Linked DNA regions of Homo sapiens: region 2 is linked to region 1. Evidence: chromatin loops called from intact Hi-C (ENCODE). Cell type or tissue: IMR-90. All regions are shown on one strand. Each heading gives the region's core, and the rest is flanking DNA. Links, peaks and the distances in the headings are about the cores only. Region 1 overlaps STK39 (serine/threonine kinase 39). Region 2 has its middle 47 kb from the start of STK39.

Region 1 (9,617 bases), core at 997-8,996:
CTTTGAAATGTGAAGGCTGGTCAGCCCCTGCCTTATTCTGTTACTTGGTCCTCTGCCAGTCATCTCATCCCATTATTCTTGTCAGATTAATGATCCGAGCCTCTCCCTGAGCCTTCTGGAACACATTGTCCTTTTCTTTTTCCCAGTAAGAATCCCCGAGGTAAGATTTCCTGGCTTTTTCCTTCCATCACAGGCCTTTGGGTTTTTCCTCACTGCCGAGGAGTCTGTTGTGACCCAGTACGTGCCTGCACTGTGCGGGCTGCTGAGTTCAGAAGGGCTCAGGCAGGAAGCCCCTGCACAGGGTAGGTGTGGGAATTAAGTGAATTGATGTGTAGAGAGGGCTGTGCCTTTTCTATGCCTGGCATGTGCTGAGGACTTTGTGTTCCAGCCATCCGGGACTTCCTTGGTATCTTTTTGAGTATGCGACTTCATGCTTGTGTAATAACACAAACTGGAATGGCCATTTCCCAGATGTATGGTGGCTGCTTGACAGGCACCTAAATGTACAGCTTCTGCATCTCTGGAACTGTCGCTTTCTAGAATTCACATTTAATTTCTCCCATATTCTCTGACCTGATCATAACATCCAACTAATACAGTATTTAAAGTTTGAATTTTTAAAGTGTTCACTATAATATAAGGTTATTGCCTTAAAGCATTTTTAATGTCTCCTTGGAAAGGTAGATGTTACTGCTGTCCTCATTTTATAGGAGATTGACTTTCTTGGTCAGGTACTTGGTTGCTGCCTGAACAAAAATGAGGACCAGGAGTCTCTGGGTCTTTTACTGGCATCCTTGTCGGTGGGTGAAACAGGCGAGATCGGGGGGAAGAGTGGAATGTGGAGACTCAGCAACGGCAGGGGTGAGACGGTCCCTTTTTGTTGCTACCTGGACAAATAATACATTGTTTTTACCCAGTCTGTTTTTGCTCTTTCCCCTTTGTATCTTTATGCCTCTGAGGCCCTGTAGTTTGAAATAAAAGTTAAGCAGGGGAGAAGTTAAGTTTGCATTTATTTCTTTGAGTGTAATATACATTGCCCACCTTGAGAATATTATTGTGTGCACTGTTTTTAAGAAAGGGCATTTTTGCTATCCTAATAGAAAACATAATGATTTTTGTTTTTTTTTAGGGGAAACACTCACTTTTACATATGTATAAATTCCCTTTTTCAGAACTTTTTATCAGAAAACAGAAGATTAAAGGGCCTGATTTAGACCATGAGAAACCCTCACTTTATTATGCAGCTAGAAGTGTGGTGGATAGGATAATGAGCCTGGTTCTGTTGAACACAGTCCAAATTCTCTGGGAAGAATGTACATTTCTATTGAACGTGGGTATAAAATCAGGAACTAATGTGTCTTGAGTGCTTCCTGTGTGTCAGGCTAGGTTTTGGATTCTGAATGCTTTGAGTCTCATTCAGTCCTCAGCACAACTCCATGAGGAAGGTACTATTGCATCCATTTTACATAGGAGAAACTAAATTACAGTGGGGAAGTCAGTTGCCCAGGTCACACGTAGAATAAGCGGTGTAGCCATGCTTTGGGTTTGGACAGTCTGACTCTAGAAACTGTCAACTCACATCTATGGGATTTCCAGGAGGAGGACCTTAAATCTGGATTTAAATGACCTCACTTTCAGATGGAATATACCCCAGCGATCACTAGCTCTTCTGTGTCTCTGCATAAATCGATTCCCCTTTGGGCCAGGGAACATATTCAGCACCTTCTTCCTCCTTGCTCCTTCAGGCTGAAACACAAGGGTGTCCCTGGTAAGGTTTCAGGGCATAGGAGAAGCAGCCATCTAAGCGTCATTTGGTATAGAATTAAGCTCAATAATGACACCACACTCTTTTCAGACTGGAAAACTTCAGGTTTGATGTAGTGAATTAGAACCTGAGGACAGCCTACTCAGGGTTTAAGAGAAAATGCTTTCCTTCTTACTGTACCTTCTATGCTTAGAGGTCCAGTGTGTGTAACTTCCTGATAATCAACTTGGATGCCTTGGAAAATGTAATAGGTTTTGCTGCACTGTGTGATAGAAGGGGGAGTGGCTACTCGAAAGTCATGTTCTTCCCACGGCATAGCATTTTATCTTCCAATTTGATGCCCTGTCATATTGTCAGGAAGAGCTTAGTGCTTTGGCAAATGACTAAGCCTGTTTGTCCAGAATTAATGAGAGACACTATTTTGAGCAAACAGAAATTCATATGAAACAGATCACTTTGAGGTGGTTTCTGCTAATCTTTTTAATCTAAGATTTAAAAAAAATAGTGGCTACTCTTGATGTTCTATAAAAATGTTGATTTCAACACCTTTGATTTATAAAGAACTTTGTAGAAGCTTACTACTACATTATGTAAGGTAGATCTCATGCTCATTTTCACTTACGTTTGCCTTTTAGGTGTGTGTGTGCTGTGGTTTGAATTTTGTGTGCCCTCCAAATTCATATGTTGAACCCTAATTACCAATGTGATGGTGTTAGGAGGTGGGGCCTTTGGGAGGTAATAAGATCATGAGGCCTAAACCCTCATGAGTAGGGCCAGTGCCTTTATAAAGAGGCCCCAGAGAGCTGCCGTGCCCTTCTACCATGTGAGGACACGAACAGAAGGCACCATCTATAAACAAGAAGGCGGGTCCTTACTAGATAGTGAATCTGCCGATGCCATAATCTTGGACTTCCCAGCCTGCAGAACTGTGATAAATAAGATTTTGTTGTTTTTAAGTCACCCAGTCTAAGGTATTTTGTTATAGTAGGCCCAATACACAAAGACAGTGCTTATGTGTGTGAATGTGAATTTCCCTTCCCTGGTTTTACATAACAGAAATAAAAACTGGTACTGAGCGAAAGCAGCCTGGAACTCTAGAAAGTTACCATCAAAATGCCTCACGTATGTGCATCCATTCAAATCAAGCTTATGCCCTGGGTTTTTCACTGTCCAAGGTACATTGGTAGAACTTTGGGTAGCATCTCTTATTTACTGGGAGGGAGATAATATCCTTATCAGCCTTGAATACATCTTCATTTTAAATCTGCATCTTGAACACTGAAAACCCCATGACTAAAAGTGCTAGGAAAACATGCAATGAAACTTAACTTGCTTCTGTCACTTAGGCGTTATCCATTAAGGAGCTAGAGGAAGATGGGCAAGGTGGTTGAGTTTTTACACCCATAGCTGCTAGGTTCTTTCATTTTCCTTCTGTGGCCTTTGGCCCTCATAAAGTGCACTTTGATGGGGAGGGTAGGGGTTTAAGAGTTATTTTTTGTGTTGTAGGGAAGAGAGGCTGCTGCTTTGAGCAAGGCACCCGAGCAGCGCTGGAGTCAGCTTCTGATTAGTGTGGGAAAGCGCTGAAAGCCCCGGAGGCATCCAATCAGGAAATGATGTCATCACATTTATGAGCACCTTGGCCCAGAGCATGGGCTCTGACACCAGACAGCCATAGTTCAGTCCTGGCATTGCTCCTTCTAGCTGTGTAACCAAGTTATAGCTTTAGCTTCTCTGTGCCTCATTTTGCACGTTTGTGTAATGAGAATATACTGCGGCATTAAAGGAGTTAAAACACATTTTATTTTAGAATTTGCTAACTCATTGCTTTCGTATTGAAATTGGGATGGTGTCCTCTAATTACTTAGGGTGTGGTAAGCTCACGGTGGCTAGGGAGGTGCGAGGCCTTAGGCACTCCATCTGACCTCCTGCCGTGTTATTTTGCTCTTTTCTTTTTCCCATCAGTTTCCTCAATATCACCAGAGTGAAGAATCTGCAGTGTAGATCTGACTGTATCTTCCTCTTGCATAAAGTTTATAAGCATTGTTGATGGAATAAAGCATTGTTGATGGAATAAAGCTCCAGCTTCCTACTAATGGCAGATGAGGGACCTGCCTGTTTTTCTGGTCATGTCTGCAAGTGCTTTCTGCTGTGACTTGAAATGCTTATAGCTTCTTGTTCAGGGTTCCCCTTTCTTACCTGAGTAACTTCTTTTCATGACTTATTCATGAAGAATTCTTTCCTTGAGAAACCTTTCATGATCATTTCCTCCACCATGCCCACCTGCACCAGGTTAAGCCCCTCACCCTGGTGGTTTGCAAGGGTTCTGGCCATACTCTAGCTAGCCTATGACACAGCACTGACATTGGGCCTTTACTTTCCCATCTTCCCTTCAGACTGGATACTTCCCAGAGGGAGAAACTGTGTTGTTCATCGCAGCATTCCCAGATGGTACCTGATACATGGCAGGTGTTCCTGAACTTTGGGTCAGTGCACTCTGCCTAGAGGCACGGGAGACACCCTGTCTCAGCAGCAGGTTATGCAAGTACATGTGCCTGTTGGTGGCAAAGAGAACAGATGTAAGGCATAGCTGAGAGTTGAAATGAGTAAGAATATATCAGCTTAGCAGGGAGGGAGGCAGAAATATTTTAAATATTTAGGTATGTATACTACTGCATATTTTAAAGGCTGAAAATAGTTTTTAATGGGGAATATCACTTCTGATTTTGGACAAGCACTGCCCTAGCCTGCAAGCCATGAGGCTAAAGTTAAGGAAGAGTGAAGCAGAGAACATGAATGAAGAGGCAACTGGTTATACTCAGAAAATAGAATACACATGAAAATTAAAATCTGTTGGGGTGGGGGGGGTGCAAGTGCTTTATAGTGAACCGAAATATTTGTTTTGAGTTTCAGGAACAGTTTATAACTATGTGAATTATGGTTTGATGAATTACGACAAAATTCTCATACATGAATTTTTTTTTGGCATAAGTGAATAAGGACAGTAAATTAATGTGGCTCCCTGATTTTTGGTATCTCGACAAATGGTAACATTTGATAAGAGCTCTAGAATGAACCAAGAATGTACTCAGTTCTGGAAACTGAGTTTTTCATTCCAGCTGCACACCATCAGTGAGAAATACTTGGGGAGATTGTAAGCAGCTTCTCATGCTTTAACAGCTGCTAGCAGTTGTTTGAGCAACAGCTTAAGGAAATGTTACTGGGTGAACCCGGTGGAGGAGAACCACTTTGCTCTACTCTCCTGCTGGAATTTTTGCTCAGCTCTGCACGTTTAGCTGCAGGGGGGACAGGGTTGAGCTTCACAGAAGAGTGTCTAGGGGGGCATGAGGCAGATGGGACTCAGTCTCCCTCCTTCCCTCTCTTTTTTCCTTCCTGTAAGGGCCTGCAATTCATTATTAAATTAAATTTCACATATTACCAAATACTATGGAGGTCTGCCTAAAATAAGAGTTTTTAGACTTGAAAGCAGAGCAATTCGGTCCTTTGCTTATTTTTTCGTTTATTTTTCTTTTTCCCAGAACCTCCATTTGTATAGCCTGCTCCTTCTGTGGGAGAAAAGGTAAACATTAGATGTTTGGTTTCAGTGTATCCTCAGTGGTTAGTTGACAGGTATTTATTGAGCATTTGCTATGTTCTAGGCACAGTCCTCTCAGCTGACACAGTGGTAAGCAATGGAGACATTGTGTCTACTGTCATGGAGTTTAGGTGACACATTAAACAGTCAACTATATAAATTTAAAAAATGTGTTAAGTGTGAAGGGAATGCCTATACCTGGGTAACTTAAGTTATCCACATTAGGACTAGTTGAATAGGTTGTAATGGGGATAAATTTTAAATATGTATTGTAAATAGGTTTTGGTCAATAACATCTTATAAGTTACTGCATGTATCATATGTTGATTACAGATTTTTAGGACATTTAAATAGTGTTAACCTGTGTTTACATTCTGTGGAATATGATTTAACACTTGATTGTATGTAGTACACTTGAGGACACAGTAGCCAGTCTAGGCCCCCAGTGGTCATTAACTTACTGTCCTTACCCTTTGCTGGCCATAGTTTGTATCACCTGTAAAATGATGTGCTTAGGCTCTCAAATTTCCTTGCAACTCTAACAAGTGGATAACTTTAATAGAGAACTCTATGACCCCTGTGCTCCTGAACTGTGCTTCTCACAGTCTTTCCCAGTTCTTTTAGTGGGAGAACCATTCTTCTATTGAATGGGCCAGAAATCTTGATATTCCTCGATCCTTGTCGTTCTCTTGGACCCTACATCCTATCCAATATGTTAGTAAATCCTATGGTTGACCATATTTCATCAGCTCCCTGCTGTCATCCTGGTCCACAGACCCATCAGTTCTTGTTTGGATTATTATGGTGGTCTCCTAAAAGGACCTCTTCTTCTGCCTTTGCCCCTCTGTGGTCTGTTCTCTACACGGCATCTGGATTAATGCTGTTAAACTAAGTTGACTTGTATTATGCCTTTCCTCAAAACCCTCCAACCCCTTGCCATTTCAGAGTGAAAGTCAAAATCCTTAAGGTGGCTCGTGAGGCCTTACAAGATCTGGCCCCTCATTATGTCATTGATTTCAACTCTTACATCTTCCTCTTCAGTCAAATCGGCCTCCTTACCTTGCATGCTGCTGCCCCGGGATCTTTGCATGGGCCGTTCCTTCTTTCTGGAATACTCTTTTCCTTACCTCCTTCAGATCTTGGCTCAAGTGTCACATCAGTGAGACTTCCAGGCCTCATATTGTAACCCCCCCCCACCCCATATTTTGTATTCCCTGCCCTGCTCTGTTTTCTTTATTGTACACATCAGCGTACTCTCTATCAGTGGCTCTCTCAAGGTGTGCTCCTAGAGCAGCAGCAGCAGCATAAACTTGATAAAAATGCAAACTCTTGTGTTCTCCTACCCTAGACCTTCTGAATCGGAAACTCTAGAGGTAGGGCCCAGCAATCTGTGTTTTAAGAAGCCCTCTAAGGGTTCTGAAGCAGGCTGAAGTCTGAGAACTACTACTATGTATTATATTTTGTAATTTTGCTTTTATCTGTATTTACCTCTCCCCCTTACTCCTGCCCCAACTTAAAAGTCAGCTCCGTGAGAGCAGGGGTTTCTGGTCTACAGTCCCAGTACTTAGAACTGGAAGTGGCACTTAGTAAGATCTTGGCAAATAGTTGTCAAATGAATTAATAAACATCTGACTATATAGTAAATTTAGATTAAAAGAATATTGAGCAATAGTTCAGTGACTCTTTAATGTTAGGAGTTTTCAGTGTGAGGTTTTCTTTTATCACAGATTTGGAAATCTGCAGATTCTTTGAAGATTCAACTAATCCTTCTGAAAACTTTGTAAAACAATGGTGTGCATTGTTTCCTTAAATACTTGTAGCAACTGGAGTTGTGTTATTTTAATCTTCTCCCATAGGGATCATATTTTTAACATGTACAGATGGGCTATTGTGGCTTAATGGAAGCTTCTGATAGTAGTGCTGGTTGAGTGAAGATTTGTTTAAAAAAGATCACCTGCAGGTATATGAATATTGCATTGGAAATTTAGACTTATTAATATTTGATCTAAGTTGTTCATGCCTGTCTCTGCGGATATGGCCGGCCAGGAGCCCTCGCTGACTTTAGAAGCTTGCCTTTGGCTTGGGAAACAATAATACCTGTATAATATACTTACCTGGTGCTCTCCTTACAGCAACTCTGTCAGTTCAGCACAATAGTTCCTTCAGATGAAGCATCTGAGGACTGCTGAGCAATTGTGGACTTGTTTAAGGTCATTCTGAAAGTCATAAAAGCACTTCACTCTCAAATCTCCTCAGACTTCACTTTTGCTTCTTGCCATTAGGTTTCACCCCTACCCCACCAATATACTTCTTAACTCTATGCCTTTTGACGGTTGAGGAGCGCCGGGGCTCAGTTCCTTCCGTTGTAAAGTAAGGAAGATTGACAAGATGTTCTCCAAGGACCTATCTTGCATCAAAATGTTCAAATAACCCTTCATTAGCTGCAGTCACTTAAAGACATTCTCAGTACTGTTTTGAAGAATTCAAATCAGAGGATTGTCTTGGGTGTAGAGAGGAGAGTAAGCCAAGCCTCTGTCCTGTGGCTGCTTTTACCAGAGCATCTTTAAAAATAGTCCTCCCACCCCACATTGGGGATCCAGGGAAGAATGGATATGTGGTGTGGGAATTATCTGTGTTTTTCCTTTGTTCAGTGTAATTATCTTATTTAATAGAAAGTTGACCACTAGTGAACTCTTGAAAAAGCTGTCTCTTGGCCTGGAACCTTCAGCACATCTGGGCTGGGACTCCTGCTCCAGCCTTCCCTTCTGTTGCTGCTCCAGGTGTGACCAGTGACTCTACTTCTTACTGAAAATTCACCTGCTTTGGGGCAAGGGTTCTGTAGCTCTGACATAGATGGGCAGATTATCTGTGGTTTGCCATTTTGTTCAACTGGTCCTCTCCACTGCTGTGGCTAATTGACTGTATCAGTCAACTGAACTTTGAGCCAAATATAATTGGCATTGACCACCACTTATTCTTTTTGTCCCTTTTAAGCCTGTGGTGTCTTGATTGAGAGAATGGCTGAGGAATTGGGGAGGGAGTAGCAGCTTCTGTGTTTTTACCAAGAATCCTGTTGAATTTTTTTTTTTTTTTTTTGAGACCGAGTCTCACTCTGTCGCCCAGGCTGGAGTGCAGTGGCGTGATCTCGGCTCACTGCAACCTCCACCTCCTGGGTTCAAGCGATTCTCCTGCGTCAGCCTCACGAGTAGCTGGGACTATAGGCACGTGCCACCACCACACCTGGCTAATTTTTTGTGTTTTTAGTAGAGATGGGGTTTCACCGTGTTAGCTAGGATGGTCTCGATCTCCTGACCTTGCAATCTGACTGCCTCGGCCTCCCAAAATGCTGGGATTACAGGAGTGAGCCACCGTCCCTGGCCTGAATTTTTCTTTCAATTTTTCTATCGTGAATTGATTTGATTCCTTGTAGAAGGTGCAAAGGATGTAGCCTATTTGAAGGAAACTGGTTGATGGCAATGTCAAGAGTCTACATATGAGACCCCAGTCATGGGAAGGCTTGCTTCTTTGTGTTTCTTTTATTTTAAAAGATGAAACTCTACCTTTATGGACTGTCTTATGATTTCTTCTTTTGTTGTCAGAAAAGGCTGTGAAACTGTCATTCTCTGATGTTTCAAAGAAGGTTATGACTACTGCTCCCTCATTAATAGATAGGGAAGATGGATTTGATAAGTGACTAGAGCATTTGATAAGTGACTCTCTAGGGCCTAGACTCAGGAAATACTGTAGGATTATGTTTTTTTGACTGTGAATGACTTGGACACCATGCCATGGTTGGGGCCCATGGCATATAGAGCCAAACAAGGCCATTGAGCACCATTTGCTTTCAAGAAGGAATAAATAGAAATGAAAACCAGGAGCCTGATGTGGGGTGAGGGGAAGGGATTGGGTGGGAGTGAGGGTGTCAGAAGAACCTCTTTGGTTCTACATGGTTCCTCTTGGGGTACCAGGTTCTCTCCCAAGCAAGATGGGTGGTGTGTCCCAATATGTAGTGGTGTGTGAATAACTGATTACTAATAGTAAAGTGCCAACATATTTATTGACTTGCTTAAAAGGTAAGCAGATTCAAGGTTATCACTCTAATAATATGATATCAGGTTGGTGCAAAGGTAATGTGGTTATTGCCATTGCTTTTAATTTAAAACCGCAATTACCTTTGCACCAACCTGATATCACCCTTACACAATTCATTAGAGGTTTTCACAAATGAGAGAGAAAGGAGTAGTGCCACATAAATCTGTG
Region 2 (9,617 bases), core at 627-8,626, 140 kb before region 1:
CTAAAAAGACAGATTTTAGGGAGGCTGAAGTGGCAGGAATTTGTGGCATGCAACTACACAGAATAAAATCTCCAGAAAGCTTCAGAGCAGTCCCTTTGAATCTTGGCTGAACATTAATGTGTGCATGCACAGAGTGAGACTCACTGAGGCCAGGCAAAGAGAACTACCGGGGAACTTTAAATTGAAAAACCACTAAAGTTTCCACAGGACTGAAAGACATTCAAGATCTGTGCTTGAGCCAGACTGGAGAGACCTCCTTGAACAACTGGACATTTAGCAGAGACTCCAGGAAGGCCTTGCTTTAAGACCAGGGGAAATAACCTCTATAGTATAGGTTACTATACACTTGCCCTACTAAAGCTTTAAAACAGACCTCAAAAGGATCAAGAAGGGCAGGGCACGGTGGCTCACGCCTGTAATCCCAGCACTTTGGGAGGCCAAGGTGGGCGGATCACCTGAGGTCAGGAGTTCAAGACCAGCCTGGCCAACATGGTGGAACCCTGTCTCTACTAAATAATAGAAAAAAATTAGCTGGGTGTGTTGGCGGGCGCCTGTAATTACAGCTACTCGGGAGGCTGAGGCAGGGACAACTGCTTTAACCTGGGAGGCGGAGGTGGCAGTGAGCCGAGATCACGCCATTGCACTCCAGCCTGGGTGACAGAGTGCGACTCCATCTCAAAACAAAAACAAGAACAAAAAAAAAGGATCAAGAGATCAGGAGGCTGTGGCAGGTTGACTACTTGAGCTCAGGAGTTCAAGTCTAGTGTGGGCAACATAGTGAGACCCTGTCTCTTAAAAAAAAAAAAAAAAGATCAAGAGACTCTGCAATAAATTAACTATTCATAAGGATGAAAACCTAACCTTCAAACAAAGAGAAAATTCTTACACTCAATAAGATGACATTCATAATAGAAGGCATAAGATAAAAACTTACTGGGAACTGTAAGGAAGCAGGAAAATGTGACCCATAACCAGGAGAAAATCAGTGAATAGAATCAGACCCAGAAGTAACAGAGACAATGAAATGAATAGAAAGTGACTTCAAATCAGTAGAATTAACATAATTCAAAATTTAAGAAATGCATGTATAGGATGAGGAAAGACATGGACACTATAAAAATTCGCCTAGTCAAATTTCTAAAGTTGAAAGTTAAAATATCCAAAATGAAAAACTCACCAGATGGATTTACTATTATATATTGGATGCTGCAAAAAAAGAAAAGAATAAGTGAACTTGAAGACAGGGCAATGGAAACTACCCAAATAAGATATTGTATTCGATATATGTGTGTATGAATTAAAATAAAACAAGAAAGAAGGGAAAGCTCTCTCTTATGGTAGAATACCAAATACTGTAATAAATGTAGAAGGAATAGTGGAATTAGAAAATAATCAATTGACAGCCATCACAGTAATAATTTTTTCAGGCAATAATTATCAATGGATGATAAAATTTGTGGGCAAAAGCATGGTGAGAAACAGGATATTTACAGAGTCTCAGAGTACCTTTCCTATAAGACACAAATTAATCACATAGGGGAAGCCAGAAATTTAGAGTGGAGAAACCTAGCAGTGATCAGGGGTATCACCATTAATAGGACAAATTGATATCTTGTGCCTCCTGAAACAATGACTGAGACGGACATAACATTCCTTCTTTGACATTCTGCCAAAAATGCTTACTGATCAAATCATGAGGAAACATCAGACAAATCCAAATTGAGAGACATTTTAAAAAATGACTAATAATGCTCAATACACTTTGAAAGTGTCAAAGACAAAAAAACAAAGACTATAGAACTATTAGAGGTTAAAGGAGACTAAGAAGACATAAATCAATACAAAATGTAATCTTGGATTGAAACGCAGACACTGAAAAGGACAACACAGAAATTTACTAAGGCATGTAAGTTACATGTTATTATCAATATTAGTTTCCTAATTTTGGTAACTGTACTATAGTTATAATGTCCTTGCTTTAAGAAAATATATAATGGAGGATTATTAAATATGTAATAAAATATATAATTTAGTATTTAGACATGTTAAAAAACCAATATAAGTCACCATATTGACACATAAAGGAGAAAAACTATATGTTTATTTCAACATATCCAGGAAAGGTACTTGATAAAATTCAATACCCATTTATGATAAAATAAAACAAAACATGATAAAACAACAACAACAAAACCCAAAAATTCTTTGCAAACCAGGAATAAAAGGAATTTTCCTCAATTTAATAAAAGTTATCTGAAAACTCTACAGCTAACAACATAATTAATGGCGAAATACTGAACACTTTCCTCCTAGGATCAAGAACAAGGCAAATATATCTGTCCTCACTATTTCTATTCAATGTTGTACTGAAGCCAAGAAAAATTTAAAAACATACATATTAAAAGAAAGAAGAGTATCTTTATCACAGACAGCATTAATAAATGAAATCAGCATTGTTGCAGGACAATATCAATATAAGAAAATCAACTGTATTTCTATATACTAGCAACAAATACCTGAAATTTGAAATTTTACAAGGTATCATTTACAGTAGCATCAAAACCCTAAAATAATTGGAGTGCATTTACTAAAAATATGTGCAAGATCAGTGTACTGAAAACTACAAAATATTGCCAAAAGAAACTAAAGACTAAATAAATGGGGAGGTAATACTATGGGTTATGGATTGGAAGACTCAATATTGCTAGGATGTCAATTGTCTTCAGGCTGGGCACAGTGGCTCCTGCCTATAATCTCAGCACTTTGGGAAGCCAAGGCAGGTGTATCACTTGAGGCCAGGAGTTCAAGACCAGCATGGCCAACATGATGAAACCCTGTCTCCATTAAAATTACAAAAATTAGCCAGGTATGGTGGTGCATGCCTGTAATCCCAGCTACTTGGGAGGCTGAGGCACAAGAATTGCTTGAACCCGGGAGGCAGAGGTTGCAGTGAGCCGAGATTATGCCACTGCACTCCAGCCTGGGTAACAGAGCAAGACTTCATCTCAAAAAAAAAAAAAAAAAAAAAAAAAAAGTCAATTCTCTCCAAATTGACAAGGTGATTCTAAAATTTTTACAGAAATCCAAAGCACCTAGAATTGCCAAAATAATTTTCAAAAGAACTGATATAGGACTTATGCTATGTGATTTCAAGACATTTTAGAGCTACAGTAATCAAGATAGTATAGTATTGATGTAAGGATAGATATATAGATCCTTTGGATGGAATAGAGAGTCCAGAATCAGACTTATATGTATGCAGTCAACTGTTTTTTTATAAAATCGTGCTGTACATCTTTCCTGTAAATAACCTCTCACTACTTCTGGCAAACACTGATCTAATTCCTATCACTATGAGTGAGTTTTGCCTGTTTAAGAATTACTTACAAATGGAATCAAAGTGTACAAGTATAGACTACAACTGAAAAGTCAAGGGAGTAGTTCTGAATTCAGGCAGTGCTCAATTAAATGAATAATGTATCTTTTTGTTACCTCTGCCTTCTTCTGATTGACTTCATTCATAGCAGGTTTTCTTTAGTGATGGCAAATATGGCCACCAGAAGCTCAAGATTTATATTTTGTTTAACAATCTCAGTAGAGAGAAATTACTTCTTTTTATGTAGTTGTAGCAAAAGTCCAAAGTCTAATTTTTATTATATTTACTGGGAATATGCTTACCCTTGAACTGTGCCAGGGGCATGAGATATGCTGCTTAGCCAAGCCAGGGCCTAACTCTGGATCTAAGAGATGGATGACTCCAGTCCCCCATGAACCACAGGGATTGAGACAAAGGAGTAATATTATCTTCAGGTATTTTCTCAGGATGATAAGCCAAGCATCCTGGATTCCAGTTCAGGGTTCACTCTACCACAATACTCTGCTATAATTCAGCATTTGGAATCCTGCATCATGTCCCAGAGGGCCACCTGGTTCTCTGTTGCCAGAATGTTGTGATGATGTTCTATGGCTCTTCTTCCAAATAGAGTAAGGGTGATGGGGCTCAGGCTCTGTGGAATGGGTGGGATTGTCAGTGGCAGAGCTGATTAGATAGGAAAGGACAGTGTCATTGTGGGGACTGGCAAGCAGAGTCATACCATCTTTTATGTTCTTAAAAAAATACATTTAGAAAAACTAAGCACAGGATAAATGGACCTGATCAAGGGAAAACAGACAATTTCTAACCATTTGTGATCATTTCATCTCAATAAGAACAACGAATGTGAAGAGAAAAAGAAAAGAAAAATGGGAGGTTAGAAAATGATATAGAAGAACACAATTTCTTACTCAACATATCATTGACAATGTTGGCAAGCAGTCATTTTCAACTGTCAAAAATGTAAGTAGAACAGCTCACTTAGGAAAAGGGAAGGCAATATTAGTAAGCCTAATCTGTCAATCAATGCTTGCTTGGTTATTTGTAGAGAGATGCTGAGACGAAATGTTTTCAAGTAGACAATATTTATATTTGCAATAAAATTAAAAACCAGGACTGTGAGGATATTCTACTTCTATGCTTTTCTTAGGCTATTACTTTTAATAAGCTGGAATTATATTTTTATATTTTTTGGCTTTTAAAGGAAATCTGTATTTTATCATGGAAATAGAACATAAAGTCCACTATTGGATGAATTACTTCCCTCTGAAGAGAGTTCTTATTATTTCCAGCTTTATATGTTATAAACACAGATACTGGCACTCTTCTTTCAGGCAAGAAATACTAGGGGAAAATATATATGTCATGAAATTAAAAACTCCACCATAAGTGAATTTAAAGCCAAACGATTTCATAGAACTGCACCATTTCTAGGAGTCTATGTGGAAGAGAAAAAATATTTTAGACATTAGAGGGAATGGTTTGGCCATTTCAAAACATGAATGCAAATTATCGGACAGCCCTTCTATGGAGTAATGGCATCTGTGTCCCCTCCACTTGAATCTGAATGAGCTTGTAACTGCTTCAACCAATAGAGGTCAGATGTGAGGCTGTGTTACTTCCATTGCCATCTCATGAAATCTCAGAGCTTCTGTCTTGATCAATGGAACACTTGCTCTCAGAGCAGCCATGAGTAAAGACCAACTATGCTGAGGCGTTGGTAAGGCCACACATAGGTACTCCGGTCAACAGTTCCAGCTGAGCCAAGACACCAGTTATATAAGTGAAGCAGTCTAGGACCCTCGGACCATCAACTCAACACCACTGAATGACCTTCATTGACACCATGTGGAACAGAAGAATCACCCAGCCAAACTGCCCAAGTTTGTGACCCCCAAAATCACAAGATGTAATGAAACAGTTTTTGTCTTAAGCCATGAAATTTTGAGATAGTTTGTTATGCAAACAAAAGGGATGCCATTTTAGAATGAATGATGTAATTACTTAAAAAAATAAGAACTCATATTTCTTAATAATGATAAAAGGCAAATAATCCTATAAGAAATGATAATAAAGTGATACCACATTTTTTTAATATTTTTGTTTGCTTTTAGGATATTTGAGGCCTTATATAATAAATAACTTGGATTTATAAGCAGAGTGAATTGAAAAGGAAATGCAAAGAGAAAATTTAGTAAAGTGTCTTAATATAACACACAATTAAATGAAACATCTACACACATCCAAAAGGCTAAATAGCAGATTGTAAGTTGTCTATATCTTATTTCTTCTAATTTCATGAAAAAGAAACAAGCAACAAGTAGACAAGCTGGTATAATTTTATTGAAAAAAATCAGGACATTTCAGGCCTTATCAATGTGACAGATTTTTAGAACCTTCATTTTAGGTGAAAGATACCAGAAAATTATTTATAAGTAACTGAGAAACAACAAAGACCTAAAAAGACAGCTATACCTTCCACATCCATAGTACTGCGCATTGGCAGGAAATGTTTATGTCCCTGAAGACAAGATTCTGGAGGTCAAAAGGAACTCACAGAGATAATTAAAATCATCTCCAGAAATGTTTTAACATAGAACATATTTTTTCTAATCTTTTGAACTGTAGTTACCTCTTTTCTCACAGACTATTCGTTTATTTTTCAATCCGAAAATGAAGTTGAATCCACTGAAACTTAATTTGTATTTATTGAACTTGGCTTCTTAATATGAAATGCAATACTTATGTCAATGCACATGTGAAACTCTCTGATGTCCTGCCATTAAAGCATAACAAGTTAACTAAACACGTGAATGCATAGAAGTAAAAGCCAAAGATAATACTCATATGGTATTTTTCTGTTAATCAGAAAATTGAAAACAACAGAACACTCAGAAGTCACTTCTGTTTGGGTTAAGGATGATACCAAGGATCAAAACAGCAATCTCACCATGAAACAAACTGCCTTAAATGTAGAAGGGATACGGTGCATAATCGTAGCACTGAGTTGATAAAAATAACAGTGACATGTCGGTGGGAGTGTAAATTAGTTCAACCATTGTGGAAGACAGTGTGGCAATTCCTTAAGGATCTAGAACCAGAAATACCATTTGACCCAGCAATCCCATTACTAGGCATATACCCAAAGGATTATAAGTCATTCTGCTATAAAGACACATGCACACATCTGTTTATTACAGTTATTCATAACAGCAAAAACTTGGAACCAACCCAAATGCCCATCAATGATAGACTGGATGAAGAAAATGTGGCACATACACACCATGGAATACTATGCAGCCATAAAAAAGAATGAGATCATGTCCTTTGCAGGGACACGGATGAAGCTGGAAACCATCATTCTCAGCAAACTAACACAAGAACAGAAAACCAAACACTGCAGGTTCTCACTCATAAGTGGGAGTTGAACAATGAGAACACATGGACACAGGAAGGGGAACATCACACACCGGGGCCTGTTGGGAAGAGGGGGGCAAGGGGAGGGATAGCATTAGGAGAAATACCTAATGTAAATGATGGGTTGATGGGTGCAGCAAACCACCATGGCACATGTATACCTATGTAGCAAACCTGTACGTTCTGTGCATGTATCCCAGAACTTAAAGTATAATAAAAATAATAATAAAAAACAGTGACATACACTAAAATCCTGATTTAAAAGCTACCAATATGCCAATACTATAATTCTCACCTCCAAAAGAACAGTAAGTTTTACTTATGGAAGTTTAGATATAAAAGCTAGTATTTATCACATTTTACATTTAGATTGCTTCTATTTGGAATTAATATGACAGATGTTTCTTAATAATAAGACATTTCATAGAATGTATATGAACACATAGCGTCCCAATTATTAAAGATTAAATATACAAATTTTGGTTAAGCCACTAAAGATATTACCAACATCATGGTCCCTTGCTCTGAGGTCATGATCTTTCAGAGACCCTGGAAAGAGATGCTGGGCATTTCTTGCACTCATACAAGGTTGTTGAAATGTTATCGACCCAAAGAGCACACCAAGCCTGACTCAAAAGTGAAAGCTTCTGTAACAACGTTATAGATGAGTACCTACCAAATAGCACCATATTTTCTTCAGGCTCCTTCTGAAACCAGTCAGCTTATCACCCTAAATCTCATAACGAATAATAGAGGGAGGGGAAGGCTGGTGATGACTGATTTTTGGGGGGCTCTAAGCATTTTTATGGAACTCAGGGATGCACACTTCTGTCAATGAGGTCACTCCAACCACTTCAAATATCTCATGGTTCCCTGGTTTTAGATTAAAAAAATATTAATAGGGGGAGAAGAGCCATAGGTAGTTACAGTCTCTCAGGGATTCTGCAAATCTGTAGTTAGGACAAAGAAAAAGAGGGCCGGGCACGGTGGCTCACGCCTGTAATCCCAGCACTTTGGGAGGCCGAGGTGGGCGGATCACGAGGTCAAGAGATCGAGACCATCCTGGCTGACATGGTGAAACACTGTCTGTACTAAAAATACAAAAAAATTAGCCGGGTTTGGTGGCAGGTGCCTGTAGTCCCAGCTACTTGGGAGGCTGAGGCAGGAGAATGGCATGAACCCAGGAGGAGGAGCTTGCAGTGAACAGAGATCGCGCCACTGCACTCCAGCCTGGGTGACAGAGCGAGACTCTGTCTCAAAAAAAAAAAAAAAAAAAAAAAAAAGAAAAGAAAAGGAAAAGGGAAAACAGGAATGAAATAGATTTTAAAGTTTTCTATCTGCCAACAGGGTTTTCTCCAATTCCGATTTAACATGAGGCCTGTAATAGGAATGCAATCATCTTTATTTAATAAGTTATTTCTTTACTCTTTATTATTTACTCAGTGTCAAAAAATCTCACAGCATCTTTAGGAAAGTCCTGGCAAAAGCTTACTGGCTGGGGACCATGCAGGAACCCCTGGGACTCATCTCTATTGCTGGAGTTGAGCCAGCCTGAGGAATGGGACTTTTTGTGCTGCGACCTCATCTTAGCAGCACTGTCCGACCATTTATGTTCTTCCCTGGTCACTGCCGTGAAGAGGGCACCCGGAAATGGGAGCTCTGTCCATCGTTCATAATAAATTAGCTTCACAGAGTACCCAAGAGACTGAGGAATTCGAATTTAGAAATTCAAAAGGGTGCATCTCCTTAAACTCTTTAAACCAAATTCTAACGTTACTCTTCACAGACACCCTCTATTCCAAATATCATATATTCTTCCCCATATACCAAGATAATATTCTATTAACAGGTCTTCATGAAGTCCTGTCACCTGTCCTTAAATAAGGAATCGCGACGATAAAGAAAATAAAGTGAACAAATAAGAAGAGAAATATTTTAACAGAGATGTCCTTAGAACTAATTCTCTATGAAAAATGTTTATAGGATTTTCAACTGACAGACACTCTGACATGCAAACCTGGCTTAAAGTGTTGACAACATTGTTTTATAACCCAGCATAGCCCGTTTTTATGGTAGTTGTGTGATGACGCACATTCTCTGACTCTTTCACGTGAGGGAACAAGAATGCCATAAGCCACTTCACTATTTCATTTGTAAATTTCCAATGAATTTTTAAATAAGCTTTTTCACAAACATGATAGTCATTTAACAGAAATAGCATTCTAATTTAAAGGTATGACTTTTAGAAACATGCAGGTCATAAAGAGAAGCTGAGATGCCTAAATTGTGTAATAATAATTGAAACTCAATTTTTTTTTTTTTTTTTTTTGAGACAGAGTCTTGCTTTGTCACCTTGGCTGGAGTGCAGTGGCATGATCTTGGCTCCCTGCAACCTCTGCCTCCCAGGTTCAAGTGATTCTCCTACCTCAGCCTCCTGAGTAGCTGGGACTACAGGCGTGGGCCACCACACCCAGCTAATTTTTGTATTTTTAGTAGAGACGGGGTTTCACTATGTTGGCCAGGCTAGTCTCAAACTCCTGACCTCAGGTGATCGACCCACCTTGGCCTCCCAAAGTGCTGGGAATATAGACGTGAGCCGCCGTGTGTGGTCTGAAACTCAAATTTTTAAACAAGGTGATCCTACGTAATCTGTAAAATAGGCAGTGTGCCTTTTGTAGTTCTCTGCAAGTGACAAAAACCTAGTTTAAGCTCAAAGGGGAAATTATTGGTTCATGAAACCTAAAGGAGGTTTAAACCGGCACAAACACATGATATTCACTGATGTAGCTGGGCCTCAGGAACAAATGTACAAGGAAGTCCCCCAACC

Evidence for each region. A loop is a pair of places that touch in the nucleus more often than their neighbours do. Peaks named below come from ENCODE experiments on the same cell type or tissue, not always from the same donor. Only the 100,000 strongest peaks of a DNase experiment are listed, where the experiment ranks them.
Region 2: a loop joins it to region 1, with 11 times the contacts of the local background. A loop is called at or near these places in 4 of 110 quality-filtered maps.

The regions. Positions count from the first base shown.
Region 1 is chr2:168,150,575-168,160,191 of GRCh38, reverse strand. The region is part of intron 5 of STK39 (serine/threonine kinase 39); the gene reads left to right. Among named protein-coding and RNA genes, the nearest start is that of STK39, 92 kb to the left of the region's middle. In IMR-90, for the core only: no CTCF peak of the experiment used is centred there; a DNase peak (open chromatin) is centred at 4,941; H3K27ac peaks cover 557 bases.
Region 2 is chr2:168,289,323-168,298,939 of GRCh38, reverse strand. No RefSeq gene overlaps it. Among named protein-coding and RNA genes, the nearest start is that of STK39, 47 kb to the right of the region's middle. In IMR-90, for the core only: a CTCF peak has its summit at 4,953; no DNase peak of the experiment used is centred there.